4 separate regions of the Mus musculus genome follow, and regions 2, 3 and 4 are each linked to region 1. Evidence: chromatin loops called from intact Hi-C (ENCODE). Cell type or tissue: left cerebral cortex. All regions are shown on one strand.

What was found. Peaks named below come from ENCODE experiments on the same cell type or tissue, not always from the same donor. Only the 100,000 strongest peaks of a DNase experiment are listed, where the experiment ranks them.
Region 2: a loop joins it to region 1, with 4 times the contacts of the local background. A loop is called at or near these places in 41 of 42 quality-filtered maps.
Region 3: a loop joins it to region 1, with 3 times the contacts of the local background. A loop is called at or near these places in 18 of 42 quality-filtered maps.
Region 4: a loop joins it to region 1, with 5 times the contacts of the local background. A loop is called at or near these places in 6 of 42 quality-filtered maps.

What each region holds. Positions count from the first base shown.
Region 1 is chr2:179,912,850-179,920,849 of GRCm38, reverse strand. Taf4 (TATA-box binding protein associated factor 4) reads left to right here. Exons shown (of 15, transcript NM_001081092.1): 15 at 7,244-8,000. The coding sequence ends at 7,411. Among named protein-coding and RNA genes, the nearest start is that of Taf4, 60 kb to the left of the region's middle. In left cerebral cortex, CTCF peaks have their summits at 611, 3,356 (motif pointing left), 3,858 (motif pointing left) and 6,414 (motif pointing left); DNase peaks (open chromatin) are centred at 3,369 and 3,834.
Region 2 is chr2:180,038,116-180,046,115 of GRCm38, reverse strand. Psma7 (proteasome subunit alpha 7) reads left to right here and starts at 3,652. Exons shown (of 7, transcript NM_011969.2): 1 at 3,652-3,838; 2 at 6,637-6,763; 3 at 7,267-7,391; 4 at 7,929-8,000. The coding sequence starts at 3,743. It overlaps Ss18l1 (SS18, nBAF chromatin remodeling complex subunit like 1), which reads right to left and starts at 3,633. Exons shown (of 11, transcript NM_178750.5): 1 at 3,248-3,633. The coding sequence starts at 3,316. In left cerebral cortex, CTCF peaks have their summits at 577 (motif pointing right) and 3,592; DNase peaks (open chromatin) are centred at 2,927, 3,387, 3,674, 4,195 and 2 more places; H3K4me3 peaks cover 3,230 bases; H3K27ac peaks cover 1,903 bases.
Region 3 is chr2:179,969,544-179,977,543 of GRCm38, reverse strand. Taf4 (TATA-box binding protein associated factor 4) reads left to right here and starts at 898. Exons shown (of 15, transcript NM_001081092.1): 1 at 898-2,131. The coding sequence starts at 898. 4921531C22Rik (RIKEN cDNA 4921531C22 gene) reads right to left here and starts at 691. Exons shown (of 2, transcript NR_033782.1): 1 at 352-691; 2 at 1-95. In left cerebral cortex, no CTCF peak of the experiment used is centred here; DNase peaks (open chromatin) are centred at 658, 1,460, 2,543 and 3,531; H3K4me3 peaks cover 2,663 bases; H3K27ac peaks cover 941 bases.
Region 4 is chr2:180,020,482-180,028,481 of GRCm38, reverse strand. It overlaps Lsm14b (LSM family member 14B), which reads right to left and starts at 3,495. Exons shown (of 10, transcript NM_001372364.1): 1 at 3,170-3,495; 2 at 1,684-1,847; 3 at 447-582. The coding sequence starts at 3,296. In left cerebral cortex, no CTCF peak of the experiment used is centred here; DNase peaks (open chromatin) are centred at 2,470, 2,802, 3,115, 3,621 and 1 more place; H3K4me3 peaks cover 4,190 bases; H3K27ac peaks cover 1,845 bases.

The DNA of each region.
Region 1 (8,000 bases):
AGTGTCATATATGCTACCCTAATGGTTACTTTAGCTTTAAGCCGTTAGTTGTCATTTGCATTTAGAAGAGCACTGCAGGCCTGTGTATCTACTGCTCAGCTGTCTTCACTGTTGCTGCTGAGGATGCTGGGCTGTGCATCACTGTCCCTTGGCTTGGAGGCTGGCGGGGCTGGCATCTGTGTGCCTGCACTGGGCATGCTTATTCTTGCCTGTGCACTCTGCACTGAGTTTCTAGGGTGTTGGTGCATGTTGTCACTTTTTCTGTCCTTGCCTTTGTATGTAGTACATCTGGTCTGACTGCTGACACTTCAGGCCTTTCTTTATGAGGTTTTCTGTGTCTTGGGTTCAGTCTCTGGGTGGTCAGCCTGCTTCTTCCATTTGCTGAGCTGTTTAGACTCACATGTGGGTCTGTGCCTTAAAGCATTTGCAACACATGGGCCATTTTTTTCTTTAGGTGTGTTCTGTTCCCATCTCTCTTCCTCTTGGTCTCCAGTTACACAGGCACTAGACTGTGGTATGGCACATAGTCACATGCACTAGACTGTGCTGTGGTTTCCAGTCGCACACGCACTGGGCTGGGCTGTGGCCCATGTTCATTTGCATCACTGTTTTCCTCTCTGCTCGTCATACTGGGTCATGTTCCTTGGCCAGACTGGAGTCATGCCAGCTCCTGTTGGCTGTAGAGCTCCAGTGCAGTTCCCACTTACAAACATAGATTTCAGTTGAGAGTCCAGACCCCATGGGGGTCGCATATCAGACAGACATCCTGCATATCAGATGTTTACATTATGATTCATAACAGTAGCAAAGTTACAGTTTATGAAATAGCTGTGAAATAATTTATGGCTGGGGGTTTCCACAACATGAGGAACTGTATTAAAGGGTGGCGGCATTAGGAATGTTACAGAACCATTGGTCTATAGGCTATGTTATTGAACTATATAGGCTATATATTATTGGTCTACAGGCTCTTTGCAAGCATCCATCCAGTGAGTGGCAGACTTCCCTGCCTGCCACTTTATGATGGCTGGATCTCTCCTGTGTCGTTGGACATATGTATTGAAGCTTCCAGCCTCAGTTTCCCCTCACTGCTCTCCCTCAGTCGTGGACTGCTTTTCCCATCTAGTGCTTGTCTAGTGCCTGTCACCTGAATACTGGGCACCTTGGATCTGATGTGATGAGGCTCCTGGGTGGCTTTTCTATGAAGAATGTGGTCTGGACTCTTGTTTTAGCAGCCACTTCAGTCCGCTCAATGGACCCAGTTGCTGTTTATTCTGTTATTACAGTTCTGTGCAGATACGGGGCATTTTTTTCCAGTCCAGTCCAACACAGCACCCCTGTCTGTGTGTGGCTTTGACTATTTTTACGTGAGTCTTGATGGAGAGTGAGCCTCTATCCTGGGGAGGCTGGGGTGAAAATCTCAGTGAACCCTCGGTTGCCACCAGGCCTCTTAGTCGGTTTCGCTTTTATCCCCATAGAAACTGCTGTCTGCTTTGCTTGGTCAGCCCTGTCCTGCTGTGGAGGTGTGCAGGCAGACTGGGTCAGCTCAGAGTAGTGACTTCAGCAGGGCAGTGCTGTCCCTGCCAAGGACTGTTGACCCATCTCCAGCCCTAGTGCCAGCAGTGACTCCCTGTGTAGTGTTCTCTTGGTGTGGAGACCCTAGAGGTACAGGGCATCCCTCTCAGTTCAGGGCAGGTAAGAAGTCTGAGTGTGGGATAGGAAGGAAACTTTGGCCAGCATCTATGTAAATGTGTTGTCCAAAAAGCTGCAGCAACTGGGTCTGCTGTTCAAGTGTGCAGGCCTGCAAAGTCCACACAGAAGTGAGGCCAAGAACTGAGTAAAACCTTGAGAAGAATACCAGGGGAGTTAAAAGACATGAGTGAACTTTTCCTGCTGGGTATTTTTGTGGCTTGCTGAATTATTGTAAGGTGTAAGTCCTTGTAACTCATCACCTGGTTGAGGCATAAATGCAGGTGCTGTAGTGTGTACCATAATCCCATCACTGGGGGATGGAGGTGGGGGATAGAACCCAGGGCTTGCTAAAGGCAGTATAGTTGAGTCAGTGAGTGAGAGACACTGTCTCAAATATGTAGCAGACTTTAGCTACTTAGTGAGTTCTTTTTTCTTCCACCCATCTCCACCCCTTTCCCACCCCTATTGCTCAATAGGAGAGACAGAAGGATAGAGGGGGAAAGGGCTAACATCCTTAAACTGCTTCCTGCTGATCAGGGCTTAAGTTTCTTAGGGCAAGTTTGATCTTCATCTTTATGTCTAAGTTCTTGTTCTTTACACACGACTACTTAACAAGCTGACCAACAGCAATCAACAGCAACCAATAGCCCAACAACAACAACCAACTCTTGGCGGCCCTGACATTATATACCCTCTGAAAAGTTCCCAGAATTCTAAATGTCCCACAACTGTAGAAACCATCTGTAACTGGCAAAATCCTGCCCTTACTAGAGCACAAGGCAAACCATAGTTGCTGTGGTCAGTTTGAAGCAGCCCCACACCTGGGATTAAAATGAAAACATTCCTATAATATTTCTGTCTTTTTCAAAGAAACCAAAATTCTCACTACACAAGTAAGGCAGCCATTAACTTGTAGCCTCGCATGCACATGTGTACAGGCAGTGCACACACACCGGTGCATACACATTCATGTTTCTTTATCATCTTCTGTTTCTTTACCTGTACATGTAACTTTGTTTGTTTGAGACAGCAGCTCCTGCAGCTCAGACTGGACTTGAACTTGCTTTGTGACTAAGCATGACCTTAAATTCACTGAAACCTCCTTATCAAGTTTGGGGATTGCCAGCTTGTGCCACCATGACCCGCCCTGCATTCATTTTCATTTTTGTTGTCCTTGTTGTTTTGGTTTTTGAGACAGGTTTTCTCTGTGTAGCTCTGGTGGGAGTCATCATGCAGACCAGGCTGGCCTTGAACTCAGAGATGCATTCGCCTGCCTCTGCCTCTTGAGTGCTGGGATTAAAGGTGTGTGCCAGGATTCCCTGTTTCTTTACAGTTTTTTGATTGCATGGCTGGCCTTCAACTCAGTCTTTCACCTCCTAAGAGCTGGGGTAACCAGTGCTCACAGCCACTCCTGGCTTCTTTGTGAAGGCTGTTGTGCTTTGTCTGTGTTGTGGTTACTTTCATCCGTACACAGTTTGTGAATGTCCCTGGTCTCACTAATGTAATGGTGTCTTCTCTTCACACCTCTGCTTCCCTTCTCACTTGAGACCCTGTGAGGTTGGCCTCCTGGAGATGTTGCTTTTCAGCCCTAGGCTAATTGAACCTGTGTCTTAAGCGGTGTGGGGGAAGATGAAGCCAGCCTCCAGCAACTCAGCCGTGCTTCTTGCTGCTGCCATCCAGTGGTGGCTGATCACATTGTCCTGACCTGCAGGTTGGTTAAAGGCGAGGTGCCATGCTTTCTCTTGCCTTGGTAAGTTAATCACTGCTGTTGTGCCCTGGGCTCTCACTGTGCTGCAAGCCTTGGTTTGCATAGTTTACAAAATTCATAGCTTTTTGCATGACCTCCTTTCTGACCCTCATCACTCTTTTTTCCTTCTCTTTTCTGATTTTCCTTCTCTTCCTGGACTTGCTTAGCATTCCTTTTGTATGTCCTCACTGGCCTCTTCTGTCTCTGCTCTCTGTAAGGGCAGTGCTTCTTGCTGTGGCCAACCCTGAATGAGTGTAGCGTTCATTGCTCTGAACATCCAGGGCCTGTTGCTCATAGGCACAGCCTGCCCTTTGTTACCTCTGCTTGACTAGGAACTTGTCTGTGGGTGTGCTCTACCTCCAAATGTGGCACCTAGGTGTTGTGTTTCTTGTGGGGTGATGGCACCCTCTCCTGGCAGTACTGGGAACTCTTGTCTAGGTTGTACCACATCTTGCTGTGATTGCTCAGGACCTCTACTGACCCTATGGACGCTTGTTTTATAGACCCTGAACCCCCCCCCCCCCCATTTCTTCCCCTTCATTCCTCCTGTGTGGAAGGTTCTGTTCTCCCATCTGAGGACCCATTGCAGCCTGTGAGGCTCCTTTCTCACTGCCTGTCTTTGGACCACTTGGGTACATGTCCTAGGTTCCTTCCATCTCCACCTGTTGTGAGCAACCTTGCTGAGAGTGTGGTCATGCTACTGTAGGGGTGGCATCCTCTCTTCTAACACCTCTGGCTAAGCATGGGGGCATTTTCTCCCAGGGGTTTCATTAGAGTTTTGCACTGGAGAGGTGGCCAGGCTGTCCTGGTGCTGAGCCTTTTAGAATTGATGTCATTTCTTAGCAGAGTTCTAAGTGTCTATTAGTGTTCTTCAAATGTTTTGCAGGTGAGCATGGCTCATGTGTGGCAGTTCGCAGAAGTGAAGGCAGAGATGCGTTTGTAAGGATGGTAGCCATTGATAGGTCTGGTCCTAGTCGGCTGCTTTTCCAATACTATTCTAACCTAATGGCTGGCTAGGACAGTGGTGCAGATTCATGGTCTTTGAGGTTTTCCCAGAAACACTCACTCTGAGGTACAGAGCTCTAGCCTATTCCTGAAGTGGGACTCCTTGGTAGAGAAAAGAGTCAGACTGTAACTTTGTAACCCTGTGACCTTGGGGAGGAACTAAAGCCCAGTGCTTCCCTTAGGACATAGAACTAGCTACACAGACCCTGTGTATAGCAGGCTGGCCTTAATAGATGAAGCTAGATAGACAAGAAATAGACTCACTTTTTTATTTAGTTTTTTTCAATAGCCTTGGATGGGGCCAGGTGGGTAGCCACAGCAGTATAACCCAGGAGGCCCAGACTCATATACCAGTGAGAATTTTCCTGGTATCGCCATCGTGTGTGTCCATGTCCATGTTTGTTCGTGTCTGTGTCCTTATGTGTTCCTGTGTGTGTGTGTGTGTGTGTGTGTGTGTGTGTGTGTGTGTGTGTGTGTTTGTGCATGCATAAAAGAGAGAGAGAGAGAGAGAGAGAGAGAGAGAGAGAGAGAGAGAGAGAGTGTGTCAGCCTGCCTGTCTGTCTGCCTGTCTGTTTCTGTGTCCATATCCACCCTTGAAATACCTCAAAGAGTCCTCTGTAGTTACCATGTTAAGGTTTCAGCTTTTATGTGGGTGCTAGCAAATGCCTTGTTCCTGTGGATCCCTGTATCAAGCTCTGAGCAGAAGCTTCAATTCCAGTAGCCAGGAACACATTCACTGCATCCGTGACCCTTCCTAGACCATCAGCTAAGGACTCCCAGGGGCCTCTGAAACTCCACAGGTTGGATGACCTGTGTGTGCTCCCATAGCCCAAGAGGGTTTAGGGTACACTTGGGTGCCATAGTCTTCTCAGGACCATTTACTCAGGTCAGCTGGTCGTAGTTCTGAGGCTCTTCTTGCTGTGGCCAACCCTGAATGAGTGTAGCATTCATTGTGCTGTGCCTCAGCCTGCACTTTTGGCTTTACCACCGACTCACACACATCCTGTTGCTCATGAGGCCTGTAGCACACAATGGAGAATCTGTGTCTTATTCTCACCTGACTGCTGACCCCTCAGGTTGAGTAGTGACAGCTATACCACTGGGTTGGAGGCCCAGGTTGGTGTGCCTACATGAAGCTGTCTGGGCCCCATTAGTGTCAGTACTTGCTTGTCAGAAAGTGTGGGTGCCAGGTTGATCCTGTGACTCAATTTCTAACTTTTGGCATTTCTTAAATATTGTGGCTGAGTGTTCCCTGCCCATCCCAGCCCTGCTGTTGTTTGTTGAACCTAAAAGTAGAGGCTTGAGATGCAGCCTGGACACTGGCCACACACATCCCGCTGCCCAGGCCGGGCCTCAGTGGGCCTGGACATCATGTCATCGCCTGAGTTTCTCCCCTGGGCCTGTAGCCACAGTGATTTGGATCAGGAATAGCAAGTGCAAGAAGAGTGACGCTCGCTCACTACTGAAAATGGAGAAAGAGTTTGGACCTCAGCCTGCTCCAGAGCCCCAGGACCTGTGGACTCTGCCGGTCTCAGGAAACCTCCTCCTCTGTAGGCTTTCTTCCCAGAAATTGGCTTGCTGCTCCTTTCCATATCACCAAGAACCTCCCGAAGGAAGCTCGTGTGTGCTGGACCAAGCACAGCTTGAGGTGGCTTTTGGGACACCAACAGCTTCCCTCATTCCTACTAACTGCACATCTTTGCTGTGGCCCTTTAAGAGGCATCTCTAATCTCAGGATGAAACATTACTGTTGCTGTCAATAACATCCAAGGAGATTGTCTACCCAAAAGGACATGGCTACCAAGGTGATGGTGGAGACCAGGGCCACAGATGGACAGTGGTGGCTCCCAGCATCTGAGGAAAAGTACCCTATCTTCAGTTGGACATATGCATGAAGAAACTGGCCAGGTCATGTAGGCACACTTGTACCTGGCCTGCCTGCCAGCTTCCTATGACTGCCATCTACTGGCCCCTGTGCCCCTGTGCCTCATGAGTAGAAGGTGATACTCCAGTTTCCTAAGCTTCGACTATGGAGGCACAGTCAGGACATCACTGCAGTTTGTACACTTGAATACTAATGGACAGTTTAACCAGCAGGACACACCTTGGTTCTCTACTGTGAGAAGAGGAGAGCTGTCCATGGGGATCGTGTGGTTTGAGTCCAGCGGGGGTCAGATGGAGGCAGTGAGGAGATCAGCTGCTTAGTGGCCAGAAGCCAGCCCTAGTACATCCTATTTCTGAGCAGGAAGGAAGTGAGCTCAGTTCGCTGGATAGCTGTGGTGACCTAGGGAATGGGTCTGCAGCAAGGCCCAGCCAGGGGAGCAGGGAGCCCCCTTCCCTTGGCCGTGGATCACCGTCCTGACCGCTGAGCAGTCGGCCTCTCCAGCTGACCAGCAGCCTGCCCTGCCCATGAGTTCAGGCCTAGTGCCTCTGTCAGCCAAGGAGGGATGCCACGGTCCCAGGTGTGGCATCAAGTGTGGTCTTTGATCCCCTCACCTGAGCCTCTTGGGTAGTGTTGTGTTGTGTGATATGGAAAGTGGGGGCTGCGCGTTCAGAACCTTCTCTCCCACTCAGGGTCAAGCTTATGGGGACATTGGAGGTGGTGGGCATCCTGAGCCTGTTGCAGAGTGGGGAGTAGGGGCCTCTGCCCTGCATAGGGACTTAAAGTAGTAGAACTGTGGAAGGAGCTTGGCAGGGTGTTTCCTCAAAACCAGGGTCTTTGGGATACTTGAATCTCCTCCTCCCTCCTAACTGTTCTATGGTCACTAATGCACATGTCCTCTTCTTTCTCCCCACCAGGGCTCAGGCCCGGGCGCAGCAGTCCCAGGCGGCTCCGGCGTGGGAACCCCCAGACAGTTCACACGGCAAAGAATCACGCGGGTCAACCTCAGGGACCTCATATTTTGTTTAGAAAACGAGCGTGAGACAAGCCATTCACTGTTGCTCTACAAAGCATTCCTTAAGTAACAGGATGAGCCGGCGTTTCTGATGGGATGCTTGCGGACGTTTTTATATATTTGCAGATTACGCCTTTTTGTAACAAGCAAATGGGATATTGTTTAAAAACAGCCACCTCTTTACAATGGAGCAGTTTTATACTCCTGTTTATAAATCAGCTCTTCAGTGCGGCAGAAACCGTGTCTGCAGCAGAGAGAACACAAAGGCCTGTGGGTGCTCTCACAGGACAGCTGACCCGAGCTCATCCTCGGCTGAGTGGCCTTCTTGCCAAACAAGCCATATTTAAAGACTGATGGAAGCGCTTAGCAAATAATTAGCAGTTGCTCATCCTGTGTGCGTTTTGGTTCAGCTCACCCTGACTCCCGCTAGGTGTATGTCTACAGCCGATGACCTCATCTCTTCCTTTCTGTTGTAGCAGTCAGTTGGCGAAGCAAGCTGACTTTTTAGACTATTTATCACCTCGCCCCTGCCCTGTCCTGTCCCTTCCCTCCCGTCTACACGAAGCTCCCCAGGAACACAAGCTCCAAGCAGGGTCCCGGTCTGCAGTAGAGGCCGGGGTGCAGGCCGGGGGCAGCACCTGTACAAACACAATTGATTT
Region 2 (8,000 bases), 130 kb before region 1:
GAGATGGGAGGAGAAACCTTGTGCCCCCCTAGGAAGTACTGTTGCTCAAGAACAGCTACCCAAGAGCCATTACTCTTCCACTTTAATAGGGGACTCAGACTCAGCTCCACACATCATTCACCGTTATGGGGACAGCTCTAATGTTCCAAGCAGCCAAAGTGCCTTATTAATAGGATTGACTTTAGAAGCCTGGACGCTGGGTGTTGGTGGTGCACGCCTTTAGTCCCAGCACTTGGGAGGCAGAGGCAGGCAGGATTTCTGAGTTCGAGGCCAGCCTGGTCTACAGAGTGAGTTAGTTCCAGGACAGCCAGAGCTATACAGAGAAACCCTGTCTCCAAAAACCAAAAAAAAAAAAAACCAAAAAAAAAAAAACCAAAAAACAAAACACCTAACCCCCACCCCCAAAAAAGCCTGGAGACTGGAACCCCAGTCAAAGGAGAAGGACGTGACTCCATAATCCTCTGACCTCCACCTGTACACTGTGGCACATGTACCCATGCATGTAAATAATAATAATAATCAGCAATAGAGATATGTAACTTTTATTGTGTAATTGTTACATGAAACAGCAGGGGGCGTCCAGTGGGCCTTCTAATAGGCATGCAGCCACCCAAATCACTGCACTATACCCTGGCTGGTTGCACCAGGAGCGCACAGTGCTGGACATTGGGATACTATAGCCCTCAGCTAGTGGAGAGAAAGACAGAGTTAGAGTTGGTCCTTGGCCAGTGGTGTCTCTGAGGGCTCTAGCCAGCTGTAGTTCCACTTCAGGATCCCAGGCACACACATTGTCCACACAAAAGCACAGTTCTGACTACATCCTCGTTAGGTGCCAGTGCTCTGTCACAAGGTCACTTGCTCCAGGTCAGGGCAGCTCTCCAGACTCCCACTCTGGGTCACCACTCCCTCCCTGCAGGCCACATCTAGAACGATTCAAAGCTTGCTCAAATTTCCTGACCTCATACTCTTACTTCTATGGAAAGCCCCAAACTTGGAAAGAAGGCTATCTGCAAACCAATGTTTGTTACCTTATAAGAATGGTATGCTTCTGAGAAGAGTCAGAAAAACAGGCGAGGAGATCCCAGAAGAGGAAAACAGAGATCTCATCGCAGACCAAAGGACACCAAAGGCTGTGGGAGCCACCAGAAGCTGGGAAGGTATGAGGTAGCCTCCCCCAGAACTTCGTGAGAGAAGGAAGGCAGCCAGCCACTCTTCACACCTTGACAGAGTGAGTGAATGAAAACTGTTGTCTAATGTCACCTGGGTTGTGGCCAGTCAGGGAAGTTATGGGACACGAATACATTCGCCTAGGCAGAACCTGTGCTATGGATTTTATAGTTTATAGGGTGTACCATGCAAGACTACGGACCAGCAAAGGCCACTTCATTACATGCTAACTCATATGCCACCAGCAATACCTCCAAGTACTACAATGGCCTTGTGACTGTCGAGACAAGATTGAGGAGAGGACATTGCGGGCTGTGACGGTTGAGTAGGATCCGTCCTCCAAGAACGCGCTGTTATTTCCTTTGCTTTCACCACCCACTGGCCTTCTCCTTCTCTGGAACTCCTAGCTCTCCCCAGTGGTCTCATCATGGGCTGGTTAGCACACACACACACATCTTGAGCTGCCTTTGAACTTATCATGTAGCTCAGGCTGTTCTCAGACCGTCTTGCCACATATGCTGCAGAATGTAACTGCAGTGGCGCATCATCAGGCCAGGTCAGAGTGCACGGTTTAAGTACATGACACATCCCCCCTCAGGCCTTCTCAGACTCCCCAGTAAAGGATTCACAGAGACAGGAAGTGAATTGCCAGCCCTACCAGGTTAAGGACCTTGACAGGCTAAACTTAAGACCCACTTCCAAAGATGCACAGGCTGAATTTCTGCCCTGAGCTGAGGTCAGCCAACATCTCCTCTTTGTGATCTGATGTTTGGCGTAGTCCTCCAATACACCTTTGCCTGGAGAAACTGAGGATCTTTGATGAGCACGTTTGACTACTGACTAAAAATGTTGAAGCCAAAAGTGGCACTGGAAAGAGTGACTGTTAAGATCCAGCAGCCAGAGTGCCTGGGCACTGTCTGGACTGCCAATGTGTGGAGTACTCCACCCTCCACCAACCAAGGCTCCTAGTTCATGGCCACACAGACAGCAGCCTGTGGAGCCACACGGAAGGGCTACTATTAGCTTTACCACGTAGCCTCTGTAGCCTCCTTCACTAAGTCACTTCTGCAAAAAGTTAAATGTGGCAAGATCTATAAAACCTGCATTTCTGCTTTCCTCCAATAATCTCCCCTGCTAACTAGGACTTGCCAACAGTGATAACCATTATGTTCCTAAGGAGGATAGCAAGGGTGATCTGGGAAACAGGCGACAAGCGAAGAAAATCCCCACAAGCCTCTGAGGGAGTAGAGAGGCCAATTTCCTTTGGGAACTAACTGGCTCAAAAGAATTCAAGAATTCTGTAAAAGGAACCAGAATTAGGAAAAGCCATCGCGTAAGAAAGATGCCTGGAACCGCGAAGGCAAACAGTAAGAAGCTAAAGTGTCCAAGCCAAAACTTAAAGCTTCCTTTTGTTAAAGACGTCCACACACCCACGCAAACGCCTTCTCTGAGAAACTGGCCCAAACTAAAGGATGAAACTGAGAGACTGCAGGACAAACCTGCGGTGTCTGAAGCCAGGGTGCAGAAGGCGAGGCTCGCGGATACCCAGTGGCCCGAGCGGGGGCGGGGCTGCGCTAGCCTCAAGTCCGCCGCGTGCAGCAAGCTCTGGACAGCGGTGCGGGCTCTGGAAATGGCACGCACACTTTGGATGCGTTCCTTTGTGCAGGGCACCGCAGTACCTCACAAGAGCGGCCAGCTCGCCGCAGCGGCGCGCCTCCAGGCTGCCTGCTCCCCCTTCTCCACTCGCCAAGCATCGCGCAAAGGCGCGCGACCGTCGCTACCACGGCTGTCAGCAGAGCGCGACAAGCCCCCGCCCCGGCTGGAGGGGCCGCGGGCCCTGGCGTCTCGCTCTGTTGCGTCTGCTGCCTGGGGCGCTCTGGGAGAAGAACGCGCAACGCGCTCCGGGGTCCCCACCCCCTGCGGCCGCCGGGCCCCCGCTGCCAGTGCCTCCAGCAAAGTTGGCGCAGGCTTTCCTGGGGGCGCGGGGAGCCGCCGTCAGGGCTCCGTGCGGCGGGCTGTGCCCCGGCTTTGTTCGTGCCCCGCGCCCACCCGCACTCTGTACCCCCTCGGCCATGCCCACCTTCTGGATGGTCTGCTGAGTGACCTCCCCTTTGCCTCTCGGCCGCGCCGACGCGAAGGCCACGGACATGGTGGTGGCGCGGACTCAGCCCGTGATCATTGGGGTTTATTCTCCGGCTGCGCCCCGCGGCCCGAGGTGCCCATTCTCCGCAGAGCGGGGGCGGGGACACGGGGGGCGCGGTGCCGTGGGCTCGCCCGCCTGCCTGTCGCCAATGCGCGCTCGAGTCCCCCGCGTCCCCACGCCTTACGCGACTGCCTCCCAGGTCAGGATACCGCGCGGAGGCCCCCTGCACCCGGCCTGCGCTCTTCGTCCAGCCGGTAGCCGGTACACCGCCCCCTGTGCTGAGCTTCGGTGGTTCCGCCCGCCCTGCCCCGCCCCGCCGTGCCGCACGTCCCCCTGACGCCAGACGCCAGCAGCGTGGCCCGGGAGGGCGGGGCGCTGACGGTGAGTGTGCGCTTTTGAGCGGCGGCGGCCCGAGCTAGTGCGTCCGCAGTGATGAGCTACGACCGCGCCATCACCGTCTTCTCGCCCGACGGCCACCTCTTCCAAGTGGAGTACGCGCAGGAGGCGGTCAAAAAGGGCTCCACCGCGGTGAGCCGGCCCGGGGCCTGAGCGACGGGGTGCAAAAGGAAGCGGGGCACGCAGACCTGGGCGCGGGGGCCGCGCTATCTGCTGGCGGCGGGTGGACCAGGAGGTGACGGGAGCTGAATGGTGACGACGTAGGAAGGGCACCAGGTCGCGGGGACCGCGCCGCGCTTCCCGGAGAGCCGGGCGATTTTTTCTGGCTTCCCCACTGCGGAGCATCTAGGCGAGCGCATCCCCGGGGCTGGGCCGGGGCCATCTTGGTGCTGTGCGCGCGGCGCGGACGGCGGAGGCCGCAGGTGCGCGCGGGCGGCGGGAGGCTGGCTGTAGCCGGCGCCGGCGGGGACTTGGGGATCTGCGAGCTAGGCCCAGGTGGGCGTTGTGAACAAAGGGCGATTCGTCGGCCCTGCGATGGTGACAGGCTGCTTCCGGGTCCGCATGCGCCACCGACGCCGTGTTCTGGTTCCGGTGGGCCCTTCTCACCGCGCCCCAGTTTTGTTCAGTCCTTAGCACTGTTTGGAAAAGGACTCCCCACACCTGTAAGCGCCAGCAGTGAGACAGTTTTAGTTTTGGTTTTTGTTTTTCCCGAGTCACCGGATCTTCCGGAACACACGTGGTTCCGAGTCTTGAAACGCTTACATTTCCCAGGTATTTTATCTCCTTGAAACTAAAACCCCAAAGCTTTTGGTGACCCAATCCACCCAAGAACTCTGGAATGACAGGGCTTGGAAGTGCAGGCCTGTATAATCCTGGCATTTAGAAGGTTGAGGCTCGAAAAATCTCACAAGTACAAAGCCAGCCTGGGCTTCTAAATCTAGAGACCCTAAAGACTTCTAAAACTATAAAGACTCTTTGTGGTTGTGTGTGTGCATTATTAATTTATTATTTTAAAAGTTATTTTTATGTGCGTTTGGCCGTTTGTCTATATGTATATATCTGTGTGAGAGTGTCAGATTCCCTGGAACTAGAGTTGCCATATGGGTGCTGGGAATTGAACCTGGGGTCCTGTGGAAGAGCAGCCGCTGAGCCATCACTCCAAACCCAAGAGATACAGCTAGTGAGAAACCGTCTAACAAAAGAAAAACCTGTGAGGCCAGTGAGGTGGCTCCCTGCACTGCACCTGGTGACATGCCTGGAATCCCAGTCTGGGAGGCAGAGGCAGGAGGATACACTGGGCTTGCTGATCAGTAAGTGTAGCAGAATCTGTGAGCTTCAGGTTCAGTGTGAGACCCTATCTCAAAAAACAAGTTGGAGGGCTGGAGAGATGATTTGGCAGTTGAAGGGTGCAGATCTGTTCTTGAAGAGTACTGAATTTAGTTTCCAGCACCCAGATTCTAAGGATCAAAACTGCCTTACACTTAAGCTCCAAGGGCTCCAGCACCTCTGGCCTCCATGGGCAGCTGTACTCAGAGGCACAGACACAACATACTTAAAAGTAAAACTGCTTTTGACGTTGGAGAAGGGTTGAGGAAGACACCAGTGTATAGACCTCTGGGCTCCACGCATTCAGTAGGAATGTTCTAGAATCTGGGGTGCCTGTCTCCAGTGCTCCCAACTGGCAGCTGCCTGCTGCATCCAGCTAGCTTTGGATCCTGTAGGTCACAGGAATCAACACAGAAGGAACGTGTGAAATCACTCCAGGCCCTTGGTGAGCCTTGTGGGAGGTTCCTGGTATCTGGAGGTCTGGGCCCGGGAATCCTGTTCCACATCAGAGGGAGCTGGCAAGGGGCGGTGCCCTCTACCCAACCACCCTTTCCGGGATTGCTACATTTGTTTCTGTTCCTCTCTTGATTGAAGGGTTAAGTGAGGTTTCCTGGGTTTATTGTGGGGTTTTGTTGTTGTTTTAACAAAATTTCAATCGCTGGATTTTACCAATGAAGACTCAGGAACCAGATACTGGAGTGAAAGCCTACTGGCTCCTAGAGGCAGAGAAGAGCCCAGCTGACCTTCCTCAGTCAGTGTCCCACCAGGAATCCTGCCCCTTCTCATGCTGACTCAAAAAACCTTCAAACTGAATGTCCCTCCTTTCTGCTTCCTTTGTCTCTATCCATCCTCATGATTTCTTCTTACTCTATGGTTTTTGTTTTTGTTTTTAAATAATCTTCACTTCTGGCCAGCTGGTTGCATGTCCTGCCTCTTGACTTTATTTAATCTCGTTTACAATATTCAAGCAGAAAGTCCTTGGGCTAAAGGTGTGAGCTGAGGCTGAACCACAGCTAAAAAAATGTTTTGTCTTTTAGTAAACAACACCATCAACAGTATGACCAAATAGCCTACAAAATTTTTTGGTTTGATTTTGATTTTGGTGCTGGGCAAATGCCATTCCACATCCCCTGGCCCATTTTCCCCTGTCTATACAGGGACCACGTCCTCCCTTCTACAATCGCAGCCATGGGCAGGGGGGTGGGGGTGTCTTAAACAGTGGATTGTGCTTCACTTTGTAGCATACCGGGTCCTGCCAGTACTATGTGCATGCAGTGTGAACAGGCAGGATTGTGGCCTGGGGTTTAGTCACCTCAGGCTTCTACTCAGGGTCTCAGTGATACAGTTGTAACCGCCTCAGTGCTTTGAGGGCATGAAATTGGCATTCAGGTCCTGATAACTTGTCCTGGTCCTCAGGAGCGGATCTGGATCCTCATTGTGGTACAGTTTGTCAAGCGGTAGACCAGATATGGGTGGATTTACTTTTCTGCAGGGCTCCTGCACCAAGCCTATCTGTATGTGCCTAACCCACTCCATTCTGCTGTGTCAGAAAATAATAGCTGTCCTCATACGATTCTTAAAAGTGACATGTATTTTCATTTAAGGTTGGTGTTCGAGGAAAGGACATTGTTGTTCTTGGTGTGGAAAAAAAATCAGTGGCCAAGCTACAAGATGAAAGAACAGTACGAAAAATCTGCGCCTTGGACGATAACGTCTGTATGGCCTTTGCAGGTATAAGTTGAACCAGGGTGGCAAGCAGAGCATTGGTGACAGGTTGGAGGGGATGGGCAGTTGTGACACGTATAAACTGGGTAAATGAAGTGGATATGAGCCGCTGAGTTCCAGGCTAGCCTGGACTACAGAGCAAGAACAGCAGTTGTAGCTTGGGATCTCTCCTGGGGATTCTTGGACCTGACTGCTGCTGTTAGTCATGTCTGTATCAGCAACAGTTCCTGACTCTCCGGTCCAGGAGCACCTGTGGTTGGAGGGATGACAGGAGCCTCCTTGCTGAGCCTCACTTGCACTAGAGATGTCAGGTATCATCCTCAACAGATCCAACCTAAGAAGTCGCAATTCCCTAAACAAAACTGAGTGCCAGCATGACTGCATCCACAGTTGTTCGTGTACTTGCTTCTTGGAACAGCTTGCAGAAGCTGGTGTGCTTTGGGATGTGGCTTGACGTTCTTGACCTTAGTCGTATCCATGAGCTGCCCTGACAGGAACCTTTGTCTCAGGTCTCACCGCTGATGCAAGGATAGTCATCAACAGAGCCCGGGTAGAGTGCCAGAGCCACCGGCTGACAGTGGAGGACCCAGTGACTGTGGAGTACATCACCCGCTACATTGCGAGTCTGAAGCAGGTAGGTGCTTGCTTAGGCACTGTCCGCCATCAGGGTGCTGTGTGACTTCATCTTGCCAGTCTGTTGTCTCTTCTGGCTTGGATTCATCCTGACTCTGTTCTCTGGAGGGGAGTACGAGTATTTGTCTTGCTACTCTGGTTGAGAGGGTGCTGAAAGGCACCCCCAACTCTGTAGTAAGACACTCAAACTTTAGAGACAGCTTATAGCTGGAACATGTCAGCCTGTGTTGAGATGACTTCCAATAATCTCAGCAGTTAAGGACATTAGCTGCTCTGAGGACCCAGGTTCAATTCCCAGCACTCACAAAGTAGCTTACAAGCAGTCTCTAACTCCATTTGTGAGAGATCTAATCCCTCCTCCTGACACAAGACACAACGCACATAAATAAATCTTTGGGTGTGTCTAAGAGGAAGGGGTGCACTAAAGGCTGTTCTCCATCCATCTGAATTGCAGGTGGCTTCCTTTTCTCTCGGCACTAACCACTTGTCTGGCATGAACTTTTGTGGTTGATGGTGCTCACTTTTTTTTTCCTTTCAGCGTTATACACAGAGCAATGGGCGCAGGCCATTTGGTATCTCGGCCCTAATTGTGGGTTTTGACTTTGATGGC
Region 3 (8,000 bases), 57 kb before region 1:
CCGTGGCAAGTCTCTTCAGAGGTGACGATGATTCTAGGAAGGTCAGTTGCGTTGAGGTCCCCAACAAGCTTTGCCATCTGGAATTTGTTTTCGGCCTTTTCAAAAAAAAAAAAAAAAAAAAGGAAAGACGAAATCCATAGCGATGTCCAATAAGACGGCCTTTTGGTTAAGAAAACACCCAGAAAGAAAGGGGAGAAATGGTAACGAAAATGTTCCTACAAAGTGCCAGCAAGCATCAGTTTAGAGGATTTACAACCAACCCCCCCCTCCCCCACGAGAAAAGTAAATAAAGAACAAATCAGCTTCCGGATGTCCAGCTTCGTCCGGGGTGTGCACGGCCCTCGTACTAACCGCTGTAAGTCAGGGGAGCTGACCCGTCGTGTCCGCGGCGTCCTCTGCGCACCTCTCCGCCCCGAAAGCGCCTTCGTGCCAGGACTCCTGCTCCTCTCTGACCGCCGGGGCCCCGGGAGCGCCCGCGCAGCTGTCACCGCCCGCCCTGGCCGCAGCCATTTTGGAAGGGTGCAGACAAAGGGCGAACCCCGCAGCCGGCTGCCGCGACCCACCCGGCGCCTAGAGCCGCCGCTCTCCCGGCCCCGCTGCCATTCCCACCAGCGCTCCAACAGCCGACCAGCACCCAGCGCCTAGCCTGCTCCCCGGCCTCTGGCGCTCGCAGCCATTGGCCGCGTCTTTTAAGAGCCCGCCGCAGCCAATCGGAGGCCACAGGGGCGCGGGCGTGGGCGGTGCGTGTCGGCGCGCCTGCGCAGTGGGCCGCCCCTCCCCCCTCCCTGCGCGCCGCGCCCCCGCCCGCCCCGCGCACCGCCCCCCGCCCCGCTGGAACCTCCTCCTGCCCAGGCGCGCTCGGCCGAGCGGCGGCGGCGGCGGCGGCGAGGAGGAAAGATGGCGGCGGGCTCGGATCTGCTGGACGAGGTCTTCTTCAACAGCGAGGTGGACGAGAAAGTGGTGAGCGATCTGGTGGGCTCGCTCGAGTCGCAGCTGGCGGCCAGCGCGGCCCACCACCACCACCTCGCGCCGCGCACGCCCGAGCTGCGGGCCGCGGCCGCCGGCGCGCTCGGGAACCATGTTGTGAGCGGCAGCCCGGCCGGAGCCGCGGGCGCAGGGCCGGCCGCCTCCGCCGAGGGCGCGCCCGCAGCGGCGCCGGAGCCGCCCCCCGCAGGTAGAGCGCGGCCGGCGGGTGGGGGCCCGCGGCGCCCGGGCTCCAGCTCACCGCGCCGCTTGCTTGTCCCCGCAGGGCCCGCGCCGGCGCCCGCCAAGCTGAGGCCGCTGCCCGAGGCCAGCGCGGGGCCCTGCCCCGCCGCCGCTGCCGCTGCCGCCGCCACCGCCGCCGCCGTCGCGGGGCCGGATCCCGCCGCCGCCGCCCCACCCGCCGGCCCCGGCGCCTCCAAGCCCGGCCCGCCTGGCCCGCCCGGCCCCGGCGCCGCGCAAACTTTGAATGGGAGCGCCGCGCCGCCCACCGCGCCGCACGCCGCACCTGCTGTCAGCCCGGTCAACAACGGGCCCGCGCCGCCGCCCGCCGCCGGCTCTGTCATCCAGGCGGCCCCCGCGCCCGCCGCGCCCTCGCCGCCCGCCGCGCCCGCGCCCGCCGCGCCCCCGCCGCCCGCGCCCCCAGCGCCTGTCGCGCCAGCCCGGCCGCCCGGGCACCCCGCCGCGCCCGCGCCCCCCGTGTCACCCGCTGCCGCTGCCGCCGCCGCCGCCGCTGCCGCCGCCGCGCAGAACGGGGCCGCTCCTGCCCCCGCCGCGGCCTCCGGGGGCGCCGCGGGGTTGGGCCAGCCGGGCGCGGGCGCGCAGGGGGCCAAGGCCGAGGCGCCCAAGCCCGGACCGGGGCCCGGGCCGGGGCCGGCGGCGGCGGCGGCGGCGGCGGGGGTCGCGGGCGGGGGCGCGGCGGGCAGTGTGCTGCTCGGGCCCGCCATGCCGGGCGCGCTGCCGGGGCCTGCGCCCGGGACCCCCGCGGGGCTGGCGAAGGGTGCGGCCGCGGCGACCCCCAGCCTGCCTCGGACGCCGGCGGCCACCACCGGCGCTATCCGGGCCACGCTGACGCCCACCGTGCTGGCCCCGCGCCTGCCGCAGCCGCCGCAGAACCCGACCAACATCCAGAACTTCCAGCTGCCCCCAGGTGAGTGGCAGCGCGCGGCGGGAGGCCGAGGGCGGGTGCACCAGGCTGCCCTGGCGTTCCAGGAAGTTCTGGGCTGCATTCTGGGACCGTGCCCTAGTCGGGTGGCCCGAGAGGCCGAGGGGCGGCCCCTGCCCAGGTGACCTGCCAGTTTTGAGGGCGTCCCAGTCCTGGAGCTCCCAGATCCCTCGGGGAACTCTGCTGTCCCATTCGGATGCTCTGGGCTACCACCGTATAGCCGAGGGGCCCTTCTCTCTCCTTCCTCAGGTGAGGTCAAGAGAGGGCGAACCGACTACTCACGGGCATGCTAATGAAGTCTGTGGAAGGCGGCATGGGCTTTCCTGTTGCCAGGGAAGCCGGTTGGGGACTCCATGCTGGGAGCAGGCGTTTAGTGGTCATCAGTGCCTGAAAGTGGACCCTGGGTGTTTTTTGTTGTTGCCATCCCTGGAGGTCAGTAGGACACTTAGTGCGTAGGGGTCTGCGGATGCAGGAGATCATGGTGATGTGGATTCTGGGACACAGGAGCTGTCTCGGCTCTTGCAGATTCCACACATGTTCTGACTCTGTTGTCCTCGAATTCCTAAGGGTCCCTTGGGTTTGTCGAGTGGCTCCTTTCCTCGCTTGTAGCCTGCTTTTGTTTGAGAGTCCTCTGCAGGAGTGTTCCCACAGAACCCTGGGCCGGAGCAAGCCCTGTGCGCTCCTCCGGTATTACACGGTGACATGTGCAAGCAGTAGTAGCAGCGCCGCCCGCCCGCCCGCCCGCCGCGGTGGCAGTAGTAGAGAATTAGAAAACATGCTGCTACTGTGTCCTCTCCTGTTTTCTTAAAAGTGGTTTGGGTCACGTTGAAAGACCTACAGCATCTTTAGAATTGGGTTTTGCTGTGGAAGTCAATGAGGATTGGGAAGGCTCATCAAAGGTCCAGAGATACCTGCCCTATCTATGGGGATATAGGACCCAGAAGTGTTTGAGAGGTTGCAGGGGCTGCCATGCTCTGAGGAGGCGCTGGGTGTGACATAAGGCCTAGGAACTGCAGATGTCTCTTGCCACACATCTGGGGTTTGCTGAGAAGTGAGCAGGGTGTGTGTGTGTGTGTGGGGTGGCTGTGTGTGTGTGTGTTTTGTGTGTGAAATTGAAATGCCTTGTTCATTATCTTCATTCTGACCTCTGGGTGGAAAGTATGGCTGATATTTATAGTTTAAGATGCATTTTGTGCTTGTAGTCTGCTGTTCGAAATGCCACAGTACTTTAACACGGACTTCCCCAATGCAAGTATGTGCCCACATTGTCCTTTTATCAGGAAAGCTGGCTTAGTCAGGTGCCCATGGCATCCTTCCATAGCAATCCTGGCTTACCCTGGCTCCTTTGCTTTTGAGTGCTGCACAAGTGAAGTCCGTCTCCCTGGGAGAAGGACGATGTCATTTGAAAAGGGCATTGGCTGCTGTCTGCACCACTGCTGCCTCCTTTTCCAGGTCAGGTTCAGAGTTGGCGTGTAGAGCAGAAGATAACTCCTTGGGGGAAATGTAAACATGTTCATTATTTGCACGTCTCTGCGTCTGCGTCTGCATCAGCCCCCATGCTTGTGCTGGAGAGTAGGGCAGAGTCTGGTGTGTAGCAGACACCCAGAGCTCTGCTTCAAAGTCCCACATGCTTTCTAAAAAAGAGAAAACTCACACCCATCCTCTGTACCCCTGGCTTCTGTTGCTGTTTTGATAAGGAGTGCTGATTGATTACCTTACTTTAAAAACACCCAAAGCTAAGCTAATGTTTGGTGCTTAAAACCATTACCACCAGTGCTAGAAAACCGACATCTTTTTAAACAAGACGGGGAGGCGTAGTCAGAGGATGCAAGCATCCTAGTTTTGTCCTGTAACTGCGTAGGCAGAACTTTTTCTAACTGATGTTCCTCCTTCATTGATAGCTTTTATAATAAAATATACTCAGGAAAGATGAAAATAGGTTCTAATAAAACGTTGTTTAGCCAATAGCAGCCTTTGCACGGTAAAGTGGAGAGAGAGGGGGAGGCAGGTTTCAAGGCTACACATAGGTGTCAAGTGGAATAGCATACCATTGGCAGTTGAGAGGAGTGTGAAAAGGGCTGAGTCCCTCCCAGTGCCCTCATGAGAGAGGTCATGCTGGGGGAGGGGAGGGACACAGGCTTCACCCTGAGGTCTGTGAGATCAAGTTTAATCTTCAGCATTCACCAGGAACTTCTAATAAGTACCTTGAACTTGTTTTTTAATTTCTTTTATTTTTTTAAGCAACCGGAGCCCCGATCTTCCCTGTCAGGACAAGTTTCTAAAGGGACTGGGATGTTACTGTGGTTGTGACTTGCTGGTGGTTTGCTGGTGCCAAAGTCTAAGTTTGATCCACAATGAGAGCTTTAGATAGTTCTCAGATTGCTGGATGGCAGGTGCACATGTCAGGAGGAGATAGAGGCATGTCACAGTGTGACTATAGTTGTCAAAAGGGCAGGTGAGAGAACCTCAGAGTTAGTGTGTGCTCTGGTGACTTTGAGAGTTCTGGGTGAGGATGCTGTCCTGCAGGCTGTTTTTCTAACTTGGCAAATTAGCATTTTCTTTTACGTGTGCTCATTCTACCTTGGTATTGAATTTACTCTCATGTTGCTCTAGAACTTGGCTAAATCATAGGTTCTCTGTGTAGGAGCAAACATTCCTTCTGTTGGCTTGGATGCTGTGGCTCTGGAGTGACACAGGTGTCAGGTGCTGGTTCCCACACGTGGATGTGGATTAGTGGCTCACCACATTTGGGTCTGCCTGAGTTGTTGGGCAGATAGATTCTCAGGCAGCTCAGGGTGGAGTTCTGGAGGGGTTATGGGCTGGGGTTCTGAAGGCCAACTTTGGCAGCAGCAACCAAGAGGAACATTCTTGGAACTTTAGCTTTTCTTACTCGAGGTCACAGTTGCTGTTTGCTTATGGAGCCTCAGTTTGTCTGACTGTAAAGTTTGTCTCTGCTGAGTGAATAGGAAGTTGTCCATTGCCCCACAGGATGAGACATGGATGGGCACAGCTGCACTTTAGTCCTAGTTCCCTGATCCTTTCCCTGCTTGAAGGATGGTAACAGTCTTTTTAAGGTTAGTTTTATTCCAGTGAAAAGTCTTACCCAGTGGACAAGAAGTTTGGGGCAGGTTGTCTTGCTCTGAGTGGACAATGCTGGGGTGGCCACCACCCACAGAGCCACATGCTACCTATGGGAGGACCTCACTAGGGCCTGGCTTTAGGCCAAAGGTTGTAACCTAGTTTGCTGCTGCTGCTGGAGGAGGAGGAAGAAGAAGAAGAGGAGGAAGAGGAGAAACATTTTGGTAACCATAACTCGGGCAGTGGTGCACTTTGGAAGACTAGGAGTGGGTCTCCTTTCCCATCAGATTCACAGCTGGCCTGTCATTGTCATCTTCGGGCAGTGTGGTGATGGGATGATGACTGGCATTTGCAGCTGTTTTTGGAGCTGTTCAGCATTGTTGTGTTTTGGTAGTAGTAGAGGGTCTGTGAGCATTTCAGGATGGTGGGCTCATCCACACTTCATGCTGTGTGTTCAAGCAAAGGCTCTGACCTTGGGGAGAACCCATCATATCAGCTCAACTCTTTGTTTTGGTTTTTAAGAGGCAGGGTCTCTCATTAGGTTGTCTGGGACTCTCATTCTATAGCCCATGTAGGCCTTGCTTGAGGTCCTTCAGTTCTAGCTTCCTGGGTGCTAGTGTATGCTGTTATACTTGGCTTATTGGTCTCTATGTATATGCACTGCACTTCTGGGCAGATTCTTGTATACTAGGGCTCCTAAGAAGAGTACCCCCTGGCTTGGGTAGGAATGAGTGAAGGAGGGAAGATCGGCCACTGGGAAACCTCTTCACAATTGCCCCAGAGAGGCCACTGGATCAGAACCATGTCTACCTCACTCAGCCCCCTGCCCTGAATGGAGTGGCTTGGTGGGGTAGTACTTAAGTCAGGGTGTTCCAGGATGCTTTCAAAGACTGCCTCTGTGTAAATGTGCACTTTCTTCCACTTACAATGTAAATTTGGAAACAGCTTTTATAAATAGCAGGTTATATCCGGGCTGATCAAATCATTATAGCTGCTTTTTTTTCTTTTTCTTTTTTCTCTTTTTGCAAATCTTGAAGCAAAGATGTAAAGTTCTGTAGAAACTGCCTAAGGTCTGAAGCAGTTTGTGGAGTTTGAAGGAGCAACTTTGCTTTTCTCCATGAGCCTCTCCTTGCCTGGTCTGGGATGCAGCTGCTGTTCAGGGCTGTTGTTGGCAGTCTTTTAGTCAGGCCTTGGCTAGCACTAAAACTGCTAGATTAAGTTAAGAAGATGGGAGAGGGGGGCTTTTGTGTAGGAAGTCTGGGTGCTGTGCAGCTTTGTGCCTGTGCTGAAGCCAGGGTTACCTGGATGTTGGTTTGAGTGCAGTTGGGCCAGTTCTTTAGAACTGCTTGGCAGATCAGGCACTGCACAGTTATGTCTAAGAAGTAGGAGTTTTATATTTTATGCTAGGGCTGTGAAAGTTTTGGTTTTTTACCTTCTTTTGAATATTTGTACCAAAGACATAAGAGCTTGAAAATCTTTAAGAGCTAACATTGCCCACAGTTAGAATCCACTTTTACCCTGTTCTTTTGTGACCTGTCTGCCCAAGCAGCTTGCTGCTGTGTATGGGGCCAGTGTGCTGCATGCAGACCTGCAGTTTGCTCTACAATCATGTTCTGGTAGGAGGGGTTGCTGGAAGCTAGGCCTTTTGCCACTCTGAGAGTCTGTGAAGTTCGGGAGAGCCTTTTCCTCTCCTCCTGGAGCTTTAAGCACACTGTTAGTGTGTGTGCACATACTGTGTTAGTGTGTGCACAGACTGTTAGTGTGTGCACACATGGTGTGTTAGTGTGTGCACAGACTGTTAGTGTGTGTGCACATGGTGTGTTAGTGTGTGCACATACTGTTAGTGTGTGTGCACATACTGTGTTAGTGTGTGCACATACTGTTAGTGTGTGTGCACATGGTGTGTTAGTGTGTGCACATGGTGTGTTAGTGTGTGCACATACTGTTAGTGTGTGTGCACATGGTGTGTTAGTGTGTACACATGGTGTGTTAGTGTGTGCACAGACTGTTAGTGTGTGTGCACATGGTGTGTTAGTGTGTGCACAGACTGTTAGTGTGTGTGCACATGGTGTATGGGTGCATGTGCTTCAGCACACATGAGAAGAGTGGACAGAGGTGTGGACAGTCAGTCGTCCCTGCTACCTTTCTGTGGGTTTTGGGGATCAAACTTAGGGTGCCAGCTTGCAGAGCATAGCAGTGCCTTTACTCACTGGGCCGGCCGTCTCTGTCTCCTTCCTGAGGTGTTGAGGGACCATTTTGTAAGGTCCTGTCCTCTGAGTGGTAGAGTGGCCCTGAGGAAGGCACCGGTTTCTGTGGGCTCAAACTTGCAGGGAGTGCACCTACAACATGCAGGTGGGTGGTGCTGATGACCTTGGGTTTTGGAGTCATTGCTCTGGGGGACTTCTGGTTCTTGTGACAAACTGGATATCTGGCTTTAGAATGAGACCTTAGTAGTGAGTCTGCTGTGTGGATCTGAAGGCGTTTAATTTGAGGGACTGAGGTCTTAGTTGATGCTGAGCAGCAAAAAGAACTGAGCCCTCCCCATCCAGGGCTACTGCCTAGAGCTTCCTGCAGAGTCAGACCTGGGGTATGCGGCCCAGCGCACAGGCCCCGGCAGAGGCTGAGATCTGACAGCACTTTTCAGAAGGTGCTGGCAGGGACAAAGGAAGGGTCTTTGGCTGATGACCTGTTACAGAGTGGCAAAGAAGGGAGGGAAAGAGCCTGCTTCTTACTTCCTGTGTACATGGGGATGGGGGCTTAAGATTCAGTTTTTCCC
Region 4 (8,000 bases), 110 kb before region 1:
CACAGTGCCCAACTCTCTACGTTTTGAACACAGCTTCAAGGTCACAAAGACAGGGCTGATCTCTGGGAGTAGTAAGCCCTGTCAGTGGAACCACGTTTGAGCTGGGCTCTTGCAACACACCAATCTATGCTACAACAGGAAACAGGGTATCAGTGGGCTCTCAGACAGATCTCATGTGTAAAACTACAGCTGCACCACAACTTCTTATCCCAGGTGCATTCTGATTTATGTCATCTGGTGCAAACTCAACAATGCTGGCTCAGTCTCAGGAAACAGCTCGTCAACACTAACGTGCTGATGCTGCGCTGGGTAACTTATCAGGAGTGGTTAGGATGTAAGAATCCAGCAGCTGCAGGACATGAAGACTGTCTGGCTCTCAGGGTGCATGACTCCACTGCACGGTTGTCACGGTAAGAGTAGTCAAGCACACAAAAACGGTCACTCACCTAGACCTAAGGAAGCGGCATACTGCTGGCTGAGCAGGGAACTGGCTGCCAGCTGGCCATACGGTGGCATCCCTCTGAAGGGGCTGTAAGGCACATGCGGCTGGAAGGGCGAGGCGGAGGCAGAGCCCAGGGAGGACTGAACAATGAGACATACAATACAGGTGAGAGTGCTGCAACATCCTGGTACCCTCAAGTCTCCATATAGCGCACATTCTCAGGAAGAGGGTGCCAGGTCTGTCAGCCTGCACTCCTGCTATGGTAGGGAGTCCTGGGTAGTTTCCATTGTTGCCAAACAGACCTTCCCCAAACATTTCACTACAGCTGCATGAACTCCTTCCAGAATTAAAACTCCTACAGCTGCCCTCTGCCAACAGCAATCTGACATTTTTACAAGGAAATGCCACTTTTAGGTGGAGAAAGGTTCCCTGAAGAGGGACAGCTGTGAGGCCAGAAACTATTTACACATCTCCAATGTGTCTTTCATCACCCGCCCAACAATCTGCCTCCGGGATGAATGCTCATGAGGACGGCCTGCCCCCACCCCTCCTCTAGTCTGGTCGTTACTTTCCCTGTTTTGAGACCTTGAATACCTATCCAAGCTTTCCAGAAATCTGACTTGGGTTCTCTCAAGTGCCAACTCTGCACCCTACCTGCTCCTACCTCTCTAAATATAGCTTCATCTTAGAACCCAGGGCAGTCTGAACTGGAGAAGCCAACGAAGGTCTAAACTTACAAAAGATAATAATCTAATTGCCCTTGTACCCACCCCTGTAATCCTGGGGTGTAACCTACCAGGCAGTCAGGCTTAGCTTAAGACTTTCAAATTTAGTGTCCGACAATAATGCATTACCAGAACAGAAAACTATTAGAGAACCAACCCCGTCACCCTCAAAACACCCGATGCGCCACTTATACTCTGCCACTCAAAGCTAGACTGCTATGCTCTAGGCATGCCAGGCCCAGGCAAGGCCACCAGCAGCAGCATCTGTACCTCACGCACAGCAAGCCACAGGTCTCTTTCCCTAGCGGCCCTCCATGCTGCGCATGTAACCCTGTAAGGTGTATGCTCTGCATGAATTAACCCCTTAGGAACAGAAACCGTCTAGGTGAAAACCAGGCCAGTGTTCACTAGAGGGCAATTCCTCAAGCTGAATGCTCCAAACAGATGACACCAACTTTCAAGGGGAAACCAGCCTCTCTTGTAAAGGCACAGCCACACAGAAGCGTCGACACTTACCTGAACAATAGCAGGATCCTGAGGGAGTGTATGTTGAGCTTTTGGAGGTTCGCACACAGTAATATCCTTGATATCACTTCCCCGGAAAATGATGTACTCATAAATTTCCTCTCTTGGGGGAGCAGGCCTGTCTGTGGGACGGTCTTCAGTACCAAAGGACCTCACTTAGGGGTTGAGAAAACGACAGTTAACTTGTTGTCCTGGGCCAAGCTTCTGACTACAGAGAGTGCCCTCTGACACAGCACTCTCTTCACAACTAACAGCTACTCGAGCTCGCTGACAATACCTATACAGCACCATGTGGCAAAGACCACAAGGGACAGTAGTTCAGGAATTGACATGAGAATTCCCGTAGAATCCCAAGCTTCACAAAGTTCCCTGATAATCTGTGAAAGCCCTCTGATGGGCAGAGCTCTTTGTAGAACCTCTTTTCTCACATCTGACTTTGCAGATGGACCCTTAGGCCCTCATCACAAGCTGCAGCTGAGGAGATTTTCTGAGGCAAGCACGAAATCTCCCTAGCCCTGGTACAAAGAACAGGCCATGGTTGCTGCAGAAACAAAGGGAACAAATCTCCAAACTCAGACCCCCAACATTAGTTTCTATGTTCATAAGGAAATCCTGGACCCAACGGACCCTCGACAGGATGGATCTAGGAAGGCTAGCACACCTCTCTTTGGCAAGACTCCTGGGCTGAGCTGAATCTGGTGGCAGGCTTTAAGTAGCAAACTCCTATTGTGGACAGGGGCCTACTCTGGGTCTGGTTCTCCAACAGGGGATCTCACGTCAAGTGCAGCATGAAGAGTTCAAGAGAACAAAAAGCCGGAACCCTGAGCCCTTCACTGCAGCACCAGTCTGGGTCTGTGCGCCTCGCTTCAAATAGGAGGTATGGCTAGGGTTTAGGAGAATGGCCCAGGACTGCAGCATGCTGGCTTCAGATTGGCCTCGAACCTCCCATCTGCACCCTCGAGGGTCTAACACGTTAACCCCGGGCGGGCTGCGGCGCTCACGCTTCTGGAGAGCCGAAGGAAACAAGCGCCCCATTTAACGCGGAGAAAGAAGACAAAGAAGCTCTGGGCCCTCACGCTGCCGCGACTAGCGCACCGACTCTGGACTTCTCTCATCAAACCAACCCCTCAAGTGGACAGGGTCGGGAGAGTTCAGAGCAGGACAGCCGCAGTTCAACCGACGCCCTAGCTCGGCGAGAGGCTGCACCGCGACTCGACGGGCGGTGGCTACCAAGGGGTTCCAAGGAGAGCGCGCCGGACCCGGGCCCCCCGCCTCGGCGCGCGTCTCGCCCCGCGAGGGCGTCTCGCAGGTGGGGAGGTCCACGGCTTCAAAGCCGCCCCACCCCCCGACACCGGCAGGATCCTGGTCCGCTCCTCCCACAGCCCCCGCCGAAGCGGGGAACACCATTGTGCGGGCAGGCGCGGGGCGGCGAGCTGTTGGGGCGTCAGTTGGGCGCGCGGCGGCGGCGGGCCGCTACCTTTGGCGAGCGCCACGGTGGAGTTGTCGGTGTCGATGGTGTAGAGGATGCCCTCATAGCGGATCTGCGCCTTGGAGATGAGGCTGATCTTGCTGCCCAGATACGGGGTGCCGGACGAGCCGCTCATGGCGGCGGCCGGGGCGCGCAGGGCGCGGGGGACCAGCGCCGGGCCCCGCCCGCTCCGCTGCCGCGCGGTGGCCTGGCCTCCCACTCCTGCGCAGCTCCGCGCCGCCGCCTCCGAGGCGCCTCCTGCCGCGCCTAGGGGCCTGCGGGCCACGAGCGAACCGGAGAGGGAGCAGAGCGAGGCGCTTAGCCCGAGTCTGAAGGGAGCGGGGGAGGAGCGCCGCCGCAGCCACATCCGGGGCCTCCCGCCACCGCGCGCCGCCCCCGTACGCTCGCAGCCTATTGGCTCCTCGCTGCCGGCTCCCTTTAAATATGGCCGCGCCGCAGGCGGTGGGCGGGGCCGCGCCTGCGCATTTGGAAGCTGCCGGCCGGGGACCTGCCTCTCCGGGTCTTCCCAGCCGGTTCCCGGCGGGCCTCGCTCACCGCTTCGGGGCCTGAGACTGAGCGGGCGGGGCGAAGCGCGCGTGCGCGGGGCAGGCGGGAGGCCACTGTTTGCAAACTCGGGGGCGGGGCGGGGGCTGGACCTGGAAGAGCGCCAGGCTCCTCCCTCCGCGCGTGCCGCTGGCACCCTTCTGGCCCAGGTGTTAATAGGGCGGAGTTGTCAGTCTTCCTTTCTTGTTTGTTGGAGCTGGACCCCGACAGCGCCGGGCCAGGTGCGTCTTCAGTCCCGCTTGCTCCCCGGGGCTAAGGAACCGGCAGGCGGGTGCTGCTCAGTTCTGCAGCGCTCACGGCGGGGGCGACCCTGAAATAGAAAGTGCAGGGGGAGCTCGGGGCAGCCCTGCGCTCCCAAGCCTGATATCCCTAAAATAAGCCCTGACTGTTTTGGGTGACTCCCGCCCGCGTGCGCGCGTCCTCAGACTGCGGCCCAAAGCCCAGCCCGCAGTATAAAATTGGGAGATTTCCCCCTAAATCGCTTCCCATTCTTGCGTTGCTGACTCCGCATCATGCATAGCGGGTAACTTTGTATGTATGAGCGCATGCTAATTTACAGTTAGTCTCCACCATCAGATTAGAGCCCAATATTAGTTACTATGAGAAATTTGGTGGCGATTGGCATTTTATAAACGTGAAATAGAATGAAAGAGGAGATAAGGGAACATCCCATATAGTGAAAACAAGTACTGTTTTGTGAAACAATTTCTCTTAAATGTGAGCCATAAAACGTACTTCTTACTGTAGTGACATCAACTTACCACCACTGCCGGAGGATGCTGGGAATAGTTGTGAACAATTTTAAATTTTAATATTTTCTTATTCGGTGCATGTGCATGTGTGTCCGTGTGTGCATATGTCACAACATGTGTAGAGGCCAGAGGACAGTTAGGAGTTCTCTGCTTCCTGGAAGCATATGGGTCCCGGAAATGGGTATTCAGGGGGTCACACTTAGCAGCAAATGCATTTACCCGCTGAGCCATCTTGCTGAGCCTGTTTTTTGTTTTGTTTTTTTGTTTTTTGTTTTCTTTTAGTTTTAGTTTTAGTTGTGACAGGGGTCTGTCTTACTCTTAGCTCAGGTTGGCGGGGAACTGACTGTGCAGCCCAAACTGGTCTCTAACCTCCTGCCTCAGTCTTCTGATGTGCCAAAATTTTGAGAATGAGCCACCACACTAGACACCCATAGTGGGACGACTTCCCCCAGTTTACAGAAGCAGAAACAAGCATAGTATGTGGGTGAATTGCTGGTGAGCCTGAAGAGTCCTTTGAGATGTTAGTCTGGGCCTCAAACGCCATGCATCTTTTCCACACCACTCCTCCGTGCCCCACACACAACTTTGTGAGACCCACTGAGTCGCCTCCATCACCGAGCAGCAGAGAAGGCAGAAAAGCCTGTTTGATCAACTATAACTCAGCCATATTTCCCACACCAGGGTCTTGACTCAGGAAAACTGAGGCAACCCTGTTGGGAAGAGGTCTTCTGGTCTGGGGCATCCAGGCTGTCACTACAGCATGGCCGTGCACAGTCATTCAGGTTGTACTTGATGGAGGGTTTAGGGGCGGGGGGGGGGGGGGAAGGGGTGAGGACCTGTGAGCACCTCAGTGACCTGGATGCAGAGCCCTCTATGTAGCCCCTACTTTTCAAGGCTTCGTGGGTCGGAGGCGCGTGGGTTGGAGGCGTGTCCTCAGTTAACAGAGGCTGATTCTTCCTGAGTCCTACAACTTGAGATGGAGGAAGGGGGTTCAGCTCCCAGTGGCCTCAAAGTGCCTGCCAGGCTCCTGATCTGCAACTGGGTGGTTCCCTGGGGACACTAGGCACAGTGTAGATGGCCACACAGTGCAGAGGCTAAAAATACACACACTGCCCAGGTCTAGGAATACACGCTCTGCCATTCATTTCTGATGTCCTGCCCAGTACCAGCAATGGAGGGTACTTGCACAGACCCAAGAAAAGGAATAGTTGTGACTGAAATTTGACCCAGGTATCCACTGGAGAAGTGTTTGTTTCCTGGCTGGCGCATCTACCCAGTAATGCTACAATATAGTTCTTTACAAGTGTGCAGGTCTGGAGAGCCTGCTGAGCCCACCCCTTTGGTAATCGTGTGGAGAGATCTATAGAGAGTAGCCAGGGCTTCTGAGGAACTCTGACCTTGTCAGATTCCCTATCTCAGTCTCTCCTTTTCCCAAATGGTGATTTAGCTACTCTGCCCATCTTACTGGAACACTAGAAGTCCCCAGAAGATAATGGCTGCATGAGGCTCTGAGAGTGGCTAGGTTGGATGTGTGAAGAACCTGAGCTAGCTGCAGAAACCTTCGTTGCAGCCATAAGCTGCATGGGAGTAGAGTGCACAAGCCCCAAGAAAGGCAGGGAGAAGGCAGGAAGTTGAACCCCCATCCCACACTTCAGTGCTGGCCAGCTGGGATAACACTTGCCAGTATTCTGGAGCAGGTGACTGTGTGGTGCCACAGAAAACCATTCTGTAACTCAGAAGCACGCCAGATCTCACAGGTGCTTAGCACAAAACATACAAACCAAGAATTAAAGAAAACCACGGTTAGGTTGATGGTCCACGGGTAAAGAGCAATTAAGATCCTGGTGTGACGTATAGAGATATGCCAGGTAAGGAGTCTTGACCTGGCTTCTCCCCACACTCAGAATCTCATCACCACACTGCCGCTGCCGGAAAGTTCTGATCTGCTGCGATCAGAACTGGCTGGGATGGAAAGAGGAGGCACAGGTAGACTGTGTGGGAGGCAGAGAGAAGAGGACGAGGAGCCCAGGGTGGTTGTCTCCTAGCATACTAGTGCTGCATGTGTGACTGCGCTGTAAGGAGGAGGATCTGCATAAGCAGCAATCCTCCTGCAGCCTTACCTGTTGTCCCTGGTTCCAGATGAACTCCATTTCCTACGGTTCAACCAGCCTTCTGTTCTAGAATCTGCACAGTGGGTCAAAGTTCATGTGTTTTGACATCTCCCTCCTTTCTACTCAGCACCCCTTCTCTTCTTCCCCTTCCTGGTCCTGTATTGTTTTGTGAGACAGGGGTCTCTCAAGTAGCCAAGGCTGGCTGTAAACTATGTAGCTCAGATGACTTTGAACCCCTGATCGTCCTGCCTCTGCCTCCCAAGTTTGGGGGTCACAGGCATTTGCTACCACATTAAACACAGGCTTGATGCACAGTAGACAAGCAGTCTGCTAGCTAAGCTCCAGCTTTCCTGATTCTCTTTCTGTCCTTACTCCTTTTTTGTTTGTTTGTTTTTGTTTTTCGAGACAAGGTTTCTCTGTGTAGCCCTGGCTGTCCTGGAACTCACTCTGTAGACCAGGCTGGCCTCGAACTCAAAAATCCTCCTGCCTCTGCCTCCCAAGTGCTGGGATTAAAGGCGTGCGCCACCACTGCCCAGCCCTGTCCCTACTCTTTAAAAATTACATATATTTATTTATTGTATGTGTGGATATGAATCTGTGTTGGGGGCCATTGCACATGCGCAATAGTCAGAGGACATTGTGGGCTTTGGTTCTTTCCTACTGTCACGTTGGTTCTGACGACTGAGCTGAGGTCACCAGGCTTGGCAATTGCCTTTATGCTGAGCTCATCTTTCTGTCCCTTCTCTTGCCTGTCCCCTCCCCTCCGTCCCAGGTGGCTTCTTGTCCTCTCTGTTGCCTTTCTCCTCTTCCCACCCCACTTCCCTGACACCCAGGTTTTCCAGGTTTGGAGCAGCGCAGTGTTGAAGCCGTACTACAGGGAAGCAGAGAGAAGCACGTGGAGCTCTTGACACAATCACCAAGCCTCAGCCACTCTCACAGGTGCAGCCGTTTGAGGCTGGGCTGCTAGTCAAACCTAATGGGGTTCTAGGCAACCCTAGATATTGACTCTCTAAGTGCTGGAGAGGCAGAAACACAGAAAGTGCTTCAAGAACACGGGACAGAAATGGACCTCTACTTGGAGACAAGCCTCTCTGAGACCTCAGGAACAGCTTAGGGTGAGGGGGCAAATTCCTTGGGCCTCTGTTCTTGGATAGAAATAAAAGCTCACTCAGAGCTAGTCTGACCATCTCACACACCCGGCCAAGTGGTCTCCTTGCCAGCCCTGTGAGGTATCATGCAGTTTCATCCTGAGCTGGATGACTTTGCCAGGGTTACACAGCCAGGGGACAGTAGGTAGGGTAGGGCTCTAATCCAAATCTTCTGACCTCTGACCCTTGGTTCTGAGGCTCTGGGCATCCTGCTTTGTGGATCTGTGTAGGCAGCTGATGGGCAGAGGAAGGCTCCCTGAGGCTG